Regions from separate parts of the Homo sapiens genome. Here region 2 is linked to region 1. The links are chromatin contacts, found by Hi-C or POLR2A ChIA-PET in ENCODE. All regions are on one chromosome and are shown on one strand. The core of a region is the stretch at or near the end of the contact, and the rest is flanking DNA. Distances in the headings are between cores, read along the strand shown. Region 1 overlaps EGFR (epidermal growth factor receptor). Region 2 overlaps EGFR (epidermal growth factor receptor).

What was found. A loop is a pair of places that touch in the nucleus more often than their neighbours do. ChIA-PET counts read pairs that join two places held with the same protein, here RNA polymerase II (POLR2A). Pooled maps may share reads with other maps.
Region 2: a loop to region 1 is called in a map of PC-9, with 2.0 times the contacts of the local background. The contact joins two enhancer-like sites. A Hi-C loop is called at or near these places in 5 of 168 maps with a recorded cell type or tissue (Calu3, PC-9, astrocyte of the cerebellum and 2 more), 1 of 37 single-sample maps with no recorded cell type and 2 of 50 pooled maps. POLR2A ChIA-PET finds 5 or more read pairs at or near these places in 3 of 52 experiments (HepG2, MCF 10A and activated CD4-positive, alpha-beta T cell).

What each region holds. Positions count from the first base shown.
Region 1 is chr7:55,154,201-55,159,954 of GRCh38, forward strand. EGFR (epidermal growth factor receptor) reads left to right here. Exons shown (of 28, transcript NM_005228.5): 8 at 1,630-1,746; 9 at 2,333-2,459; 10 at 2,559-2,632; 11 at 3,463-3,553. Among named protein-coding and RNA genes, the nearest start is that of EGFR-AS1, 32 kb to the right of the region's middle. RefSeq lists enhancers at 1,801-2,373, 1,954-3,153. Within about 2 kb of position 2,996, at least 7 of the 41 ENCODE cell types and tissues checked have a DNase peak (open chromatin) inside an H3K27ac peak, as active enhancers do.
Region 2 is chr7:55,190,445-55,197,972 of GRCh38, forward strand. It overlaps EGFR (epidermal growth factor receptor), which reads left to right. Exons shown (of 28, transcript NM_005228.5): 21 at 1,275-1,430; 22 at 2,322-2,397. Among named protein-coding and RNA genes, the nearest start is that of EGFR-AS1, 5.3 kb to the left of the region's middle. RefSeq lists an enhancer at 1,640-2,525. Within about 2 kb of position 4,212, at least 2 of the 41 ENCODE cell types and tissues checked have a DNase peak (open chromatin) inside an H3K27ac peak, as active enhancers do.

The DNA.
Region 1 (5,754 bases), core at 1,746-4,245:
GCTCTGTCTCCTGCTGAGCCCTGGAGTATCCCATCTTGGAGAGTCTTTGGGTGGATGTGTTTGCCTTGCTTGGAGGAGGCGACCCTGTGCCCGTCCAGGCACACAGGCGAGGGGAGGGGCTGGCTTGCTACCGAGGAGCGGGCAGGTGGTGGCCATCTCCACCCATGGGGGCTGCTCAGTGCACAGGGCAGATCTGGGTGGCCAGGCCACCTCACAGGAGAAACACCTGCTGCTCAGCCCTCACCACTCATCCAGCAGCCACAGCCGTGGGTATTCAGTTGTCTGCTGGGCACAAAGCCGTGGGCATGCCACTGTTTAGTGCTTGTGCCAAGCAGGTATTTAATACACCGAAATCAGAGAGTCTATCAGAAGACCTGCCTTCTTGAGTGGTTAAAATTCTAGTGAAAGTTATGCCTCTTAGGAGTATTGCAGAGGTTTTGTTTTTGTTTTTATTTTGTTTTGTTTTAATGGTTTGGGTTTGAGTTTTGCTTGTTTGTACTTACATTTGTACTGGTGGCTCCAGGGTTTAGGGAAATTGTGACATAAAATAATTCCTGACAGAGAAAGCAAAACTTTGTCTAATGAAAGAGTTTTAGAAGCCACTCTTGATCTCTAGAAGGGGAGATTAACTGAGAAAAAAAATTGAAAGAACAATTATGAGGGGGAGATTTTACCCTGCCAGATTTGTGTACATGAAAAATTTTACATTCCGTATGGAAAAAAAAAACACAAAATAATAAGCCATTATAAGGTAAATGACAAACAAAGCTAAAGAAAAATGTGCCACAGTGATGACACAGATATATCTTTGAGATAGGGCTTAACAGAGCTTTAAAATCCATAGGAAAACACTTCGAGCCTGAGATACCAAGAGCAGATGGTTCACAGAAGAATCATCAATGTCCTATAAATATTTTTGAGGATCTTCTTGGGGAACTTAAAACAGGAACAGGCCAGGCACAGTGGCTCATTGGCTCATGCCTTTAATCCCAGCACTTTGGGAGACTGAAGGGGCTGGATTGTCTGAGGTCAGGAGTTTGGGACCAGCCTGGCCAACAGGGTGAAACCTCGTCTCTACTAAAAATACAAAAATTAGCCGGGCGTGGTGGCGCACGCCTGTAATCACAGCCGCTCAGGAGGCTGAGGCAGGAGAATTGCTTTAACCCAGGAGGCGGAGGTTGCAGTGAGCTGAGATCACACCACTGCACTCCAGCCTGGGTGACAGAGCAAGACTCCATCTCAGACAAACAAAAAAGGAAGACATAGAGCTCCTAAAAATAACGCAGAAGTCTGCTATTAATACAAATGAATTACTTTAAAGGTGAGAGCAGGTGGAGGAGAGGGCTGAGGTGCCTGCTGGGACGCAAAACAGCTGGCCCCTCAAGGGACCCAGTGTTTCCTGCCATGATGAAACACCTGTATTGTCCACATTGCGGCCTAGAATGTTATTAAACTCTTGAACGGGATTCCTTCTCTATTTGCAACCTTTCATTCTTTGTCCTTAAAGTAAATAAAGCCAAAGGAGGATGGAGCCTTTCCATCACCCCTCAAGAGGACCTGGACCGCCTGTGTGAGGCCCGAGCACCTGGTGCCACCGTCATCACCTTCCTTTCATGCTCTCTTCCCCAGGTAATTATGTGGTGACAGATCACGGCTCGTGCGTCCGAGCCTGTGGGGCCGACAGCTATGAGATGGAGGAAGACGGCGTCCGCAAGTGTAAGAAGTGCGAAGGGCCTTGCCGCAAAGGTAGGAAGCCCGCCGGTGTGCGGACGAGGCTTGTTCTCGGCTGCTGAGGCTGGGCTCTCATGCCACCTCCAAAGGAACACATCTTCCTCTTCTCATTAAAAAACAACTATACATATCGTTTCTTTAAAACAGAAGATAAAGCTGTAAAGCTAGGTTAGGCAATGGGAAGGCACTGAAGGTTGTGACGGGGTGGGGGGCTCTGATGAGAACAGTCACAGAGCCAGCCCCGCTCAGCAGCTGCCAGGTGCCCAGCCCTGGGGAGAATCCAGGGAAGGCAGAGCTGGAAGCAGTGCAGCTCCAAGCGGCCCATGGGAAATAATGAGGAGAACGCAAGGTCAGTGTGAGGTGACAGGGATGGCATCTCCTACACCGCCGTAGCCCCAAAGTGTACTATAGGTCCTGGTGTCCCCCCTTCCCGCCTGCACTCTCCCCAGCCCCTTCAGTGTTTGTTGAGTGAATGAAGGATGATGTGGCAGTGGCGGTTCCGGTGACCGGAATTCCTTCCTGCTTCCCTCTGCCTGTGGATCCCTAGCTATTCTTAATCCAACAAATGTGAACGGAATACACGTCTCTCTTATCTCTGCAGTGTGTAACGGAATAGGTATTGGTGAATTTAAAGACTCACTCTCCATAAATGCTACGAATATTAAACACTTCAAAAACTGCACCTCCATCAGTGGCGATCTCCACATCCTGCCGGTGGCATTTAGGGGGTGAGTCACAGGTTCAGTTGCTTGTATAAAGAAAAACAAAATCTGCCTTTTTAACTGGTAGAGATTGGTGATCAATAATCACCCTGTTGTTTGTTTCAGTGACTCCTTCACACATACTCCTCCTCTGGATCCACAGGAACTGGATATTCTGAAAACCGTAAAGGAAATCACAGGTTTGAGCTGAATTATCACATGAATATAAATGGGAAATCAGTGTTTTAGAGAGAGAACTTTTCGACATATTTCCTGTTCCCTTGGAATAAAAACATTTCTTCTGAAATTTTACCGTTAATGGCTGATGTTTTGATATTTTTCAAAAGTGCAGTTTCTCCTGCAGGCAAAAGGGGACACGTTAAGTCCAGGCTTGGGTCATTCACTGCGGTGTAAACACGCTTTCTCCCTCCCGCCCGGCCCCAGCCAGCTGCCTTGGTGGCCCATAACCCCTGAGGGTAGAGGGAGGGGACAGGGGTAGGTGACAGGCAGCCTGGGCCTCAGGCTTTTGAAACTGGACGCCAGAGCCTTGTGGGGCCACGGGCAAGCCTCGGGTCTATGACTGCCGCCTGAGCTCCGCTTCCTTCCTCTCTAAAATGGGAAGATTAGACCAAAATAACAAGACTGTTTTAAGGTTGGAATCAAATAAGGAAAATTTGTAAAGCTCCTTGTATGTGATACCAGATCCACAATTGGCAGATAATCGCAGCAGGAGCCTCTTCGGGGTAATCAGATACGCGGCGCAGCAGGGGTCTCAGGGCCACAGCCAGGGGGGCGGCGGGAGACATGCGGAATCGCAGCGGAAGGCGGGAGGCAGCTGTGAACTGTGGCTCGGCCTGCGTCCGCCCTGCGCATGTACACTCAGAGAAGATGATAATGAAAAAGAAAGCAAATCCAATTTTCCCACTTACTGTTCATATAATACAGAGTCCCTGAGAGTCTAGAGTAATGTCTCATACAAAAAAGAAACTCCTACGTGGTGTGTGTCTGAAGTCTTTCATCTGCCTTACAGGGTTTTTGCTGATTCAGGCTTGGCCTGAAAACAGGACGGACCTCCATGCCTTTGAGAACCTAGAAATCATACGCGGCAGGACCAAGCAACAGTAAGTTGACCACAGCCAAAGCCTGGTAGATTACATTTGCCTTTTTAGTTGGAAATTAGGCTTAACAGGAGAGTTGCTAAGATAGGGCACAGAGCTCCTGCATCTCTCGCCGGCATTCCCAAATGCTATCTCACATGAGCAGGCACAGGGAGCAAGACTGCACGACCACTGGCACAGGCTGTCCGCTAAACCACAGACTTCTCAGCGCTCGCCAGTGCTTCTGCTTCTGTGTCCACTCCAGATCCCACATTGCACTTAGTTGTCAAATCTTTTCAGTCCATTTCTAACCTATATTAGCTCCTGTGTCTTTCCTTGTCTTTCACGGCCTTGACACTTACAAAACGTGTGGGTCAGGTACTTTGCACACTGTCTAACCATGTCTGTTCAGCTGGTGTTTTCTCAGGATGCAATTGAGGTTATGCACATCTTATCACAGGGACCAGAGAGACTTTTTAGCACCACTCTTCAAGAATTTCCACTTTTTCAGCTTTGACAGTGGAATAGACATGCAGGTGCTCACACACAAGCATCTTTAATATGGTAATGGTAATCATCAGTTTAGTGGTGTGGAGGAGGAGATGGGAATCTCTTAGTGAAACCCGCCTTGGAAGCAGCCTCGTTATGAGAACTGCTGCCCCTACTTGACTCTTAAAGCACTAGATAATACTGTGCAACATTAAAGAGAATAAGAGTGCGTGAAATATGCATTGCCTCCCATAAACTCCCTTGGCTCTGAATCTCTGATACTAAATATGTGGCTACCGTTGCTTCCCAGAAAGGCCTTTTTGCTCTGAATTCTCTGGAATGCTTTCTTTGACCAAGATTCTTATAAAAATAAGAGATTTAGAGCAATTTTCTTGGATGGCTGGTATGAGCCAGTTGGCTTAGTTGTAGGGATTTAAACAAGATAAGGGTTACTTACTTTTCACATTTAATGAGAAGTCTGGTGATTCCAGCTCCTACTGAGACAGGGTGGCCACACGTTCCAGGGTGTGACTCACTGAGGCCCCAGACCTGCCCTGCAAGGAAAACCTGGCTCTGCCCTGGTGTCCTGGCCTCCCTGGGCATATGTGGGGGAGAATTCCTAATGGTATTGGTTACAGGCTCCTATGCGAGACCACTCATCTGTGTAGGAGAAAGGAAAAAGATGGGGGAAAGAAGAGCAGCAGGGAGAGGAGAAGCCTCTGGATGATACTCTAACCCCCTGCCATCCAACACCTGAACATCAGTCTCTTCATCCAGTGCTCTCAGCTGGCCCAGCCCCCAGCCTGGGGTCAGATGAGAGCTTCCTGCAAATGCAGATCTCTTTCCTGTGGCTCCTTCTCAATTACAGACAGCTCCTCCACAAGGTGCACTCTGGCCTTGTGCTCCCTCCCCAAACCAGCCCAGCCCTCCCAGCCTGCATCATCGTGGTCCTGTAGGGGCTAGAGGTTCTCACACCCATCGTGGTCTGGCAGAGGCTGGTGGTTCTCACACCCATCGTGGTCCGGCAGGGGCTTAGTGGTTCTTATACCCATCGTGGTTCAGGAGGGGCTAGTGGTTCTCACACCCATCGTGGTCTGGCTGGGGCTAGTGGTTCTCATGTCCACCGCGTGCTTTCCTGCTCCTCCAGGTGGCTGAGGACATCCCCCCTTCGGTCTGAATGACTTCCATCCAGTCATCTGATATACACATTGGACCACCCAATAGCATCCTAGTGTCATGTTGGATGGTGAAGAAAATGCCACAGTTACTGCTTTCAGGGCCTCACAACCTTGGGCATAGCTTTTTGGAGGAAGGCCCCACTTCCCAGGCATCCCTCCCAGACCTGGTCAGAGGCCCCTGCTCTTTGCTTCCATGTTGCCCACACTCACTGTGCTCTTCACACCGGCTCAAAATGATCTGCTTACGGGGTTGTGTCACCACCAGATCAAGCGTCCTGGAGAGGAGGAAACATATTTAACCTGCACAGAATTTGGGACAGAGAACCTCTAGTGTTTGTTCAATAAATATATGAATGGATAGAGGGACAGGTTGGGTGGTGGATAGATGGATGAACCCACACCTTTGAAGTGTATTTGGCTGTTTGAGAGGTTAGAATATGTTCTCAATTTCCAGGCAAAATGAAAATGGAGAAAATATAATGACATTAAGGCATTTTATTCATCCTCCCCATCTGCCACTGGGTTAAAGATACTAAATAAACAAGGAACTATCTTTTG
Region 2 (7,528 bases), core at 2,962-5,461, 37 kb after region 1:
TGAGAAAGAAAAAATTTTAATTTTGCTCTGACATGCCAATTCAACAAATCATTTTCACATAATATTCATGCAAAAAAAAAACAATTTGCCAGAAAACTTGGGAATCCATCCACATCTACAGCTTTTCCCTGCAGTCACACTACAGTGGGATCCCTCCATACAGGAGCGGCAGAGTGGAGCAGGCTAGAGATGCCTGTTTGTTTCTGTTTGCTGCACCGCAGCAAGCATTTCTGTCGTGCCCACTCTGTACTAGAAAGTACATGAACATCAGCCATAAAGGGAACTAGAAAGGTGGCCCACCCTCTTGGTGGAGAGAGAAGAGAGTGTGGTAGAAACAATAATAAGAAGTCTGCAGAACTTGACCCCTCCCAGCCTCTCCCACCTGCCAGCCTGGCCCTTGCAGAGAGATGCAGGCTGCCATTCTTAGGCCAAAGCCTGGGACAGTTGGGCTCAGCAAGGTAGGCATCCGTCAAGCAAGGAGGAGCAGGGGTCAGCAGTGACCCCAGCAGCCAGCAGGGAGAAAGGTGCATGTGACAAGGACACCAGAGGCCGTGGGTCAGGATCAGCCAGGGTCAGGGTAGCATTTCTAGGAATTCACTCTGTTGGGCGCTGTGCTGGCTGCTTCTCACATATTATTCCTTTCTTACTCTCAGAGCAGAGATTTCAATTGCAGCGAGATTGTGGAGGCAGCCAGGGAGGTGGGGAGGGTGGTGTCTTCTAAAAGCATTTTCAGTATCCATGTGGTTTCAGTAATAATAATAATAATAAACCAGTGAAAAGTAAAACAGGACAAAAATCTTCATAGGCAGTGAACCATATCAGAGAGTCCAAGAAAGCACAATGAGAGTGTGGCTTAAAAACCCTGAACGACATTCCTTTGCACCAGCTTGGTGAGGAGGGCATGGTCCCCGCCACCCCCCACCCCCACTTTGCAGATAAACCACATGCAGGAAGGTCAGCCTGGCAAGTCCAGTAAGTTCAAGCCCAGGTCTCAACTGGGCAGCAGAGCTCCTGCTCTTCTTTGTCCTCATATACGAGCACCTCTGGACTTAAAACTTGAGGAACTGGATGGAGAAAAGTTAATGGTCAGCAGCGGGTTACATCTTCTTTCATGCGCCTTTCCATTCTTTGGATCAGTAGTCACTAACGTTCGCCAGCCATAAGTCCTCGACGTGGAGAGGCTCAGAGCCTGGCATGAACATGACCCTGAATTCGGATGCAGAGCTTCTTCCCATGATGATCTGTCCCTCACAGCAGGGTCTTCTCTGTTTCAGGGCATGAACTACTTGGAGGACCGTCGCTTGGTGCACCGCGACCTGGCAGCCAGGAACGTACTGGTGAAAACACCGCAGCATGTCAAGATCACAGATTTTGGGCTGGCCAAACTGCTGGGTGCGGAAGAGAAAGAATACCATGCAGAAGGAGGCAAAGTAAGGAGGTGGCTTTAGGTCAGCCAGCATTTTCCTGACACCAGGGACCAGGCTGCCTTCCCACTAGCTGTATTGTTTAACACATGCAGGGGAGGATGCTCTCCAGACATTCTGGGTGAGCTCGCAGCAGCTGCTGCTGGCAGCTGGGTCCAGCCAGGGTCTCCTGGTAGTGTGAGCCAGAGCTGCTTTGGGAACAGTACTTGCTGGGACAGTGAATGAGGATGTTATCCCCAGGTGATCATTAGCAAATGTTAGGTTTCAGTCTCTCCCTGCAGGATATATAAGTCCCCTTCAATAGCGCAATTGGGAAAGGTCACAGCTGCCTTGGTGGTCCACTGCTGTCAAGGACACCTAAGGAACAGGAAAGGCCCCATGCGGACCCGAGCTCCCAGGGCTGTCTGTGGCTCGTGGCTGGGACAGGCAGCAATGGAGTCCTTCTCTCCCTTCACTGGCTCGGTTTCTCTTAGGGACCCTCACAGCACTAAGGGGTGCGCGTCCCCTGTCAGGCCCTCGAATGCCCTCCCACAGCCAGGCCCCTCTGAGGTTTCACTCTGGCCTGCTTGGCTCCTAGCAGCCACCAACCCATGATGCTGGGCCCTGAAAACACACGCAGACCTGGATGAGTGAGGCCACTGGGCACAACCAGGGCTCCCAGCTCACCAGAGCAGCCTGGGACACAGAGGGTGCTCAGAAACCTACCAGAGCAGCCCTGAACTCCGTCAGACTGAAATCCCCTGTTGCCGGGAGGAGGCGCCGGGCCTGGGGGACGGGTCCTGGGGTGATCTGGCTCGTCTGTGTGTGTCACTCGTAATTAGGTCCAGAGTGAGTTAACTTTTTCCAACAGAGGGAAACTAATAGTTGTCTCACTGCCTCATCTCTCACCATCCCAAGGTGCCTATCAAGTGGATGGCATTGGAATCAATTTTACACAGAATCTATACCCACCAGAGTGATGTCTGGAGCTACGGTGAGTCATAATCCTGATGCTAATGAGTTTGTACTGAGGCCAAGCTGGCTTTTATTGTTAGTTAATTTACATTATATCCTCTGACATGCAAGTATTTTCTTTCGAGATAATGACTAATGATAATGTAATCATTGCTGTCTATCTATTGTACTGAGAAAACACGGCAGAGGAAATCGAGTCCAGCTGCCGTCCAAAAGTCACTGGAGATTGCAATGAGCTCGTCTGGCAGGGTGGGGGGTATGGGAGGGAAAGAGCTTAGGAAACGGCTCTCCCTGCAAAGTCCAACCAAACTTTAACGTTAACCAAACCATTAATGTTGCCATGAATTTGAAGTGAACCAGAGGGAGGTGGCAGAAGAAGCTTAATGGGGAATAGTTCCGGTAGAGAAATGAGGCTTAAGATGAACTACCCTGGCCCTTATGTGTCAGAGAGAACGGCTTGACAAACACACACTGAGGATGTCTGCAGGGATAAAAGAAGAAAGGGAGATGACCCTTGCTTCTCGCTCTCGGGAGGACCATCTGGTCCGGCCCTGGGGATTCTCTGTTTCCTCTTCTGAATCCCAGTGTTGCCCAGCACTGGCCTGTACCCATCCTCACGAGGGCCGCTCTCCTCACCCGGCCCTAGGTCCCTGCCCTGTCCTGAGCCTACAGGGGCCTCCCATGTTGAGAAAGTGTTGCTGACACATTGTCTCTGACCGCTGTGCCAGGCATTTTCTGCTGAATTACCGCACTTGGTCCTTGAATTTCACCCAGCAACTTACTGAAAGGCTGGAACCCATGAACCTACCCCTTCACTGAGGAAAATAAGTTACCCCAGCCATCTACAGCGACAGGAGCAAGGGAGGAGTCGCCTCACCTCTCTAGAAATGTGTATTTGAGGAGAACACTATTGAAATGAATTTCCAAGAATAATCTAGTCAGTATTACAAAAGCAAAATTATTTGGGATATCGTCCTTTTTTACTTAGTATTTTTTCTTTTTCCTATAGCATTATTAACTTTCTGATTTTCCAAATACATACACATTTTTAAATTTCCTGAGTCTTTATCTCTTCTGTTAAAATGTAAGATTTATGATACAAAGGCAGAGATTTGTGTCCATGAATAAGTGAAGTTTGGTGTGCACCTGTGAGCTGAGCCACCTCAATTAATGGAACAGATAAGGAAATAAAGGTCTGCTGATGCATTGTTATTTACAGCCATTTTCAGAATGTATCTCCTCTCCACGAGGGAACTGCAGGGTCCTGCCCCAAGCCATTTATTTTGTCCTCAAGCAGCCCGCCCCTCCCACTCCAGGCACAGCCCGGTCTCCTGCTGGTCTCCCCTCTTCCCACTTGCTCCCCCTCATCTATGCTCCAGACAGAGGCCACATATATTTTTTAACTTTTTTTTTTTTTTTTTTGAGACAGAGTCTTGCCCTGTCACCCAGGCTGGAGTGCAGTGGTGCAGTCTCGGCTCACTGCAACCTCCACCTCCCGGGTTCAAGTGATTCTCCTGCCTCAGCCTCCTGAGTAGCTGGGATTACAGGCGCACACCACCATGCCCAGCTAATTTTTTGTATCTCTAGTTGAGACAGGGTTTCACTATGTTGGCCAGGCTGGTCTCGAACTCCTGACCTCATGATCTGCCCGCCTCGGCCTCCCAAAGTGCATATTTTTTAACTTTATCAGACTTTTCATTCTCTGCTCAACATCTTTCTTTGGTCCTCCAGGTATGTTCAGATAAAACCTGAGCACCTGGCCATGACTGATGGGTTGCTGGGCCATCTGGCCCTGGCAACTCTCCCGTCCACCAGGTCCCCCTCCCGTCACGCTCCAGGCATAGCCTGTGTGTGCCAGCGCAATGCCCACACTCCATGCACAAGTGGAAGCCCTCTCAAAGTCAGTGGCTTAGTGCCTTGATGTGGTCACACCCATTCTCAGGAAGTCCGTTCCCACTGAAAACATTGTGTGTTTTCAACATCATTGAGGCTGCCACGGCAGATTATAATCACTGGCCTAGGCAGCCCACTGGAACTACCAGACCATGAGCCTGAATTTTTTGTTTAAAAATCATATCCTGTTTTCTCTACTCTCTAGTCTCTAGTCAAGGTGAATTATTCAATTTAATAAATTAGGGGCCTAGTGTGTTGTACCAAGGAGCTAAAAAGAGAGAACTCGCAACACCTTCCAGCCCATTCTCCACCTAACACTGGCTATACTGGCTCTCCTCTCTCTCGCTGTTTGTTCCAAAATCTAATAACCTGTCTTCCCACTAGAATTCATCATACATGTTTAAAAACCTAGTTAAATAGTAGTTAAACTGACTGCATAGATCTGGAAATGAGACAGTCTTTCTTTTACAAATCCATATAGACTATGAGTTGGGGGCAGGGGATGACACAAGAATCTATTTTCTTGCCCCCAAACCATTGCTTTCCTTCCAATGTTAAGCTTGTATTCTGTGTATTAATTCAGGTGGTTCCGTTTGGGAATGGCCTCTGTTACCCAGAGATGGGAGGGCCATCAGAACTCGGGGTTGTCTGAAAAAACACTGGTTCTAAAATTATCACTGCTTTCACTTGTTTTTAACCATCATAGTTGTTTGATTTTGAAGGAAAAACATGAGGGTTTTTATTCTATGCTTGTTATATCTATATTGTGGTTTCGTATTTTTTAGATTTTAGTACCTGACATTTTTTTAACTTTTATTTTAGGTTCAGGGGTACATGTGCAGGTTTGTTATATAGGTAAATTTGTGTCATGGGGGTTTGTTACACAGATTATTTTATCACCCAGGGATTAAGCCTAGTACCCATTAGTTATTTTTCCTGATCCTCTCCCTCCTCCCATCCTCCACCGTCCTATAGACCCCAGTGTGTGTTGTTCCCCTCTAAGTGTCCATGTGTTCTCATCATTTAGCTCCCACTTATAAGTAAGAACATGCGGTATTTGATTTTCTGTTCCTGCATTAGTTTGCTAGGGATGATGGCCTCTAGCTCCATCCATGTTCTTGCAAAGTACATGATCTCATTCTCTTTTGTGGCTGCCTAGTGTTCCATGGTGTATATGTACCACATTTTCTTTATCCAGTCTGTCATTGATGGGCATTTAGGTTGATTCCATGTCTTTGCTATTGTAAATAGTGCTGCAGTGAAAATACGCATGCATATGTCTTTATGGTAGAATGATTTATATTCCTTTGAGTAATGGGATTGCCGGGTCAAATGGTAGTTCTGTTTTTAGCTATCTGAGAAATTGCCACACTCTTTTCCACAATAATTGAACTAATTTACATTCCCACCAACAGTGTAAAAGCATTCCTTTTTCTCCACAACCTCACCAGCATGTGTTGGGATTTTTTTTTTTTTTTACTTTTCAATAATAGCCATCTGACTGGTATGAGATGGTATCTCAGTGTGGTTTTGATTTTTATTTCTTTAATGATCAGTGATGTTAAGCTCTTTTTCATATACTTGTTGGCTGCATGTATGTCTTCTTCTAAAAAGTGTCTGCTCATGTCCTTTGCCCACTTTTTAATGGGATTGTTTAATTTTTTCTTGTGAATTTACTTAAGTTCCTTATAGATGCTGGTTATTAGACCCTTCTCAGATTTGTAGCTTGCAAAAATGTTCACCCATTCTGTGGGTTGTCTTCACTCTGATGATAGTTTCTTTTGCTGTGCAGAAGATCTTCAGTTTAGTTAGATCCCATTTGTCAATTTTTGCTTTTGTTGCAATTGCTTGATGTGTTTTCATCATGAAATCTTAGCCCATTCCTATATCCAGAATGGTATTACCTAGGTTGTCTTCCAGGGTTTTTATAGTTTGGGGTTTTACATTTAAGTCTTTAATCCATGTTGAGTTTATTTTTGTGTATGGTGTAAGGAAGGAGTCCAGTTTCAATCTTCTTCATGGCTAGCTAGTCATCATTTATTGAGTAGGGAGTCCTTTATTCATTGCTTTTTTTTTTTTGTCAACTTTGTCAACGATCACATGGTTGTAGGTGTGCAGCCTTATTTCTGGGCTCTCTATTCTGTTTCATTGGTCTGTATGTCTGTTTCTGTACTAGTACCATGCTGTTTTGGTTACTGTATCCCTGTAGTTTAAAGTCAGGTAGCATCATGCTTCCAGCTTTGTTCTTTTTGCTTAGGATTGCCTTGGCAATTCAGGCTCTTTTTTGGTTCCATGTGAATTTTTAAATTGTATTTTCTAGTTCTGTGAAGAATCTCATTGGTAGTGTGATAGGAGTAACATTGAATCTATAAAATACTTTGGGCAGTATAGTCATTTTAATGATATTGATTCTTTCTATCCATGAGCATGGAATGTTTTTCCATTTGTTTGTGTCATCTCTGATTTCTTTAAGCAGTGTTTTGTGGTTCTTATTGTAGAGATCTTTCACTTTCCTGGTTTACTGTATTTCTAGGTATTTTATTCTTTTTGTGGCAATTGTGAATTGAATTGCATTCCTGATTTGGTTCTCAGCTTGACTGTTGTTGGCATATTGGAATGCTAATTATTTTTGTACATTGATTTTGTACAACTGAGTCTTCACTGAAGTTGTTTATCAGCTTAAGGGGTTTTGGGTCAAGACTATGGGGTTTTCTAGATATAGGATCATGTCATCTGCAAACAGAGATAGCTGTTTTCCTCTCTTCCTGTTTGGATGTCCATTATTTCTTTCTCTCACCTGATTTATCTGGCCAGGACTTCCAATACTATGTTAAATAGGAGTGTTGAGAGAGGGAATCCTTGTCTTGTGTCAATTTTCAAGGGGAATGTTTTCAACTTTTGCCCATTCAATATGATGTTGGCTGTGGGTTTGCCATAGATGGCTAATATGTTGAGGTTTGTTCTTTAAATACCTAGTTTATTGAGAATTTTAAACATGTTGAATTTTATTGAGAGCCTTTTCTGCATCTATTGAGATGATCATGTGGCTTTTGTCCTTAGTTCTGTTTGTGTGGTGAATCACATTTATTGATTTGCATATGTTGAACCAATCTTGCATCCCAGGGATGAAGCCGACTTGATTGTGGTGGCTTAAGCTTTTTGATGTGCTGCTGGATTCGATTTGCCAGTATTTTGTTGAGGATTTTTATGTCTATGTTCATCAGAGATATTGGCCTGAAGTTTTCTTTTTTTGTTGT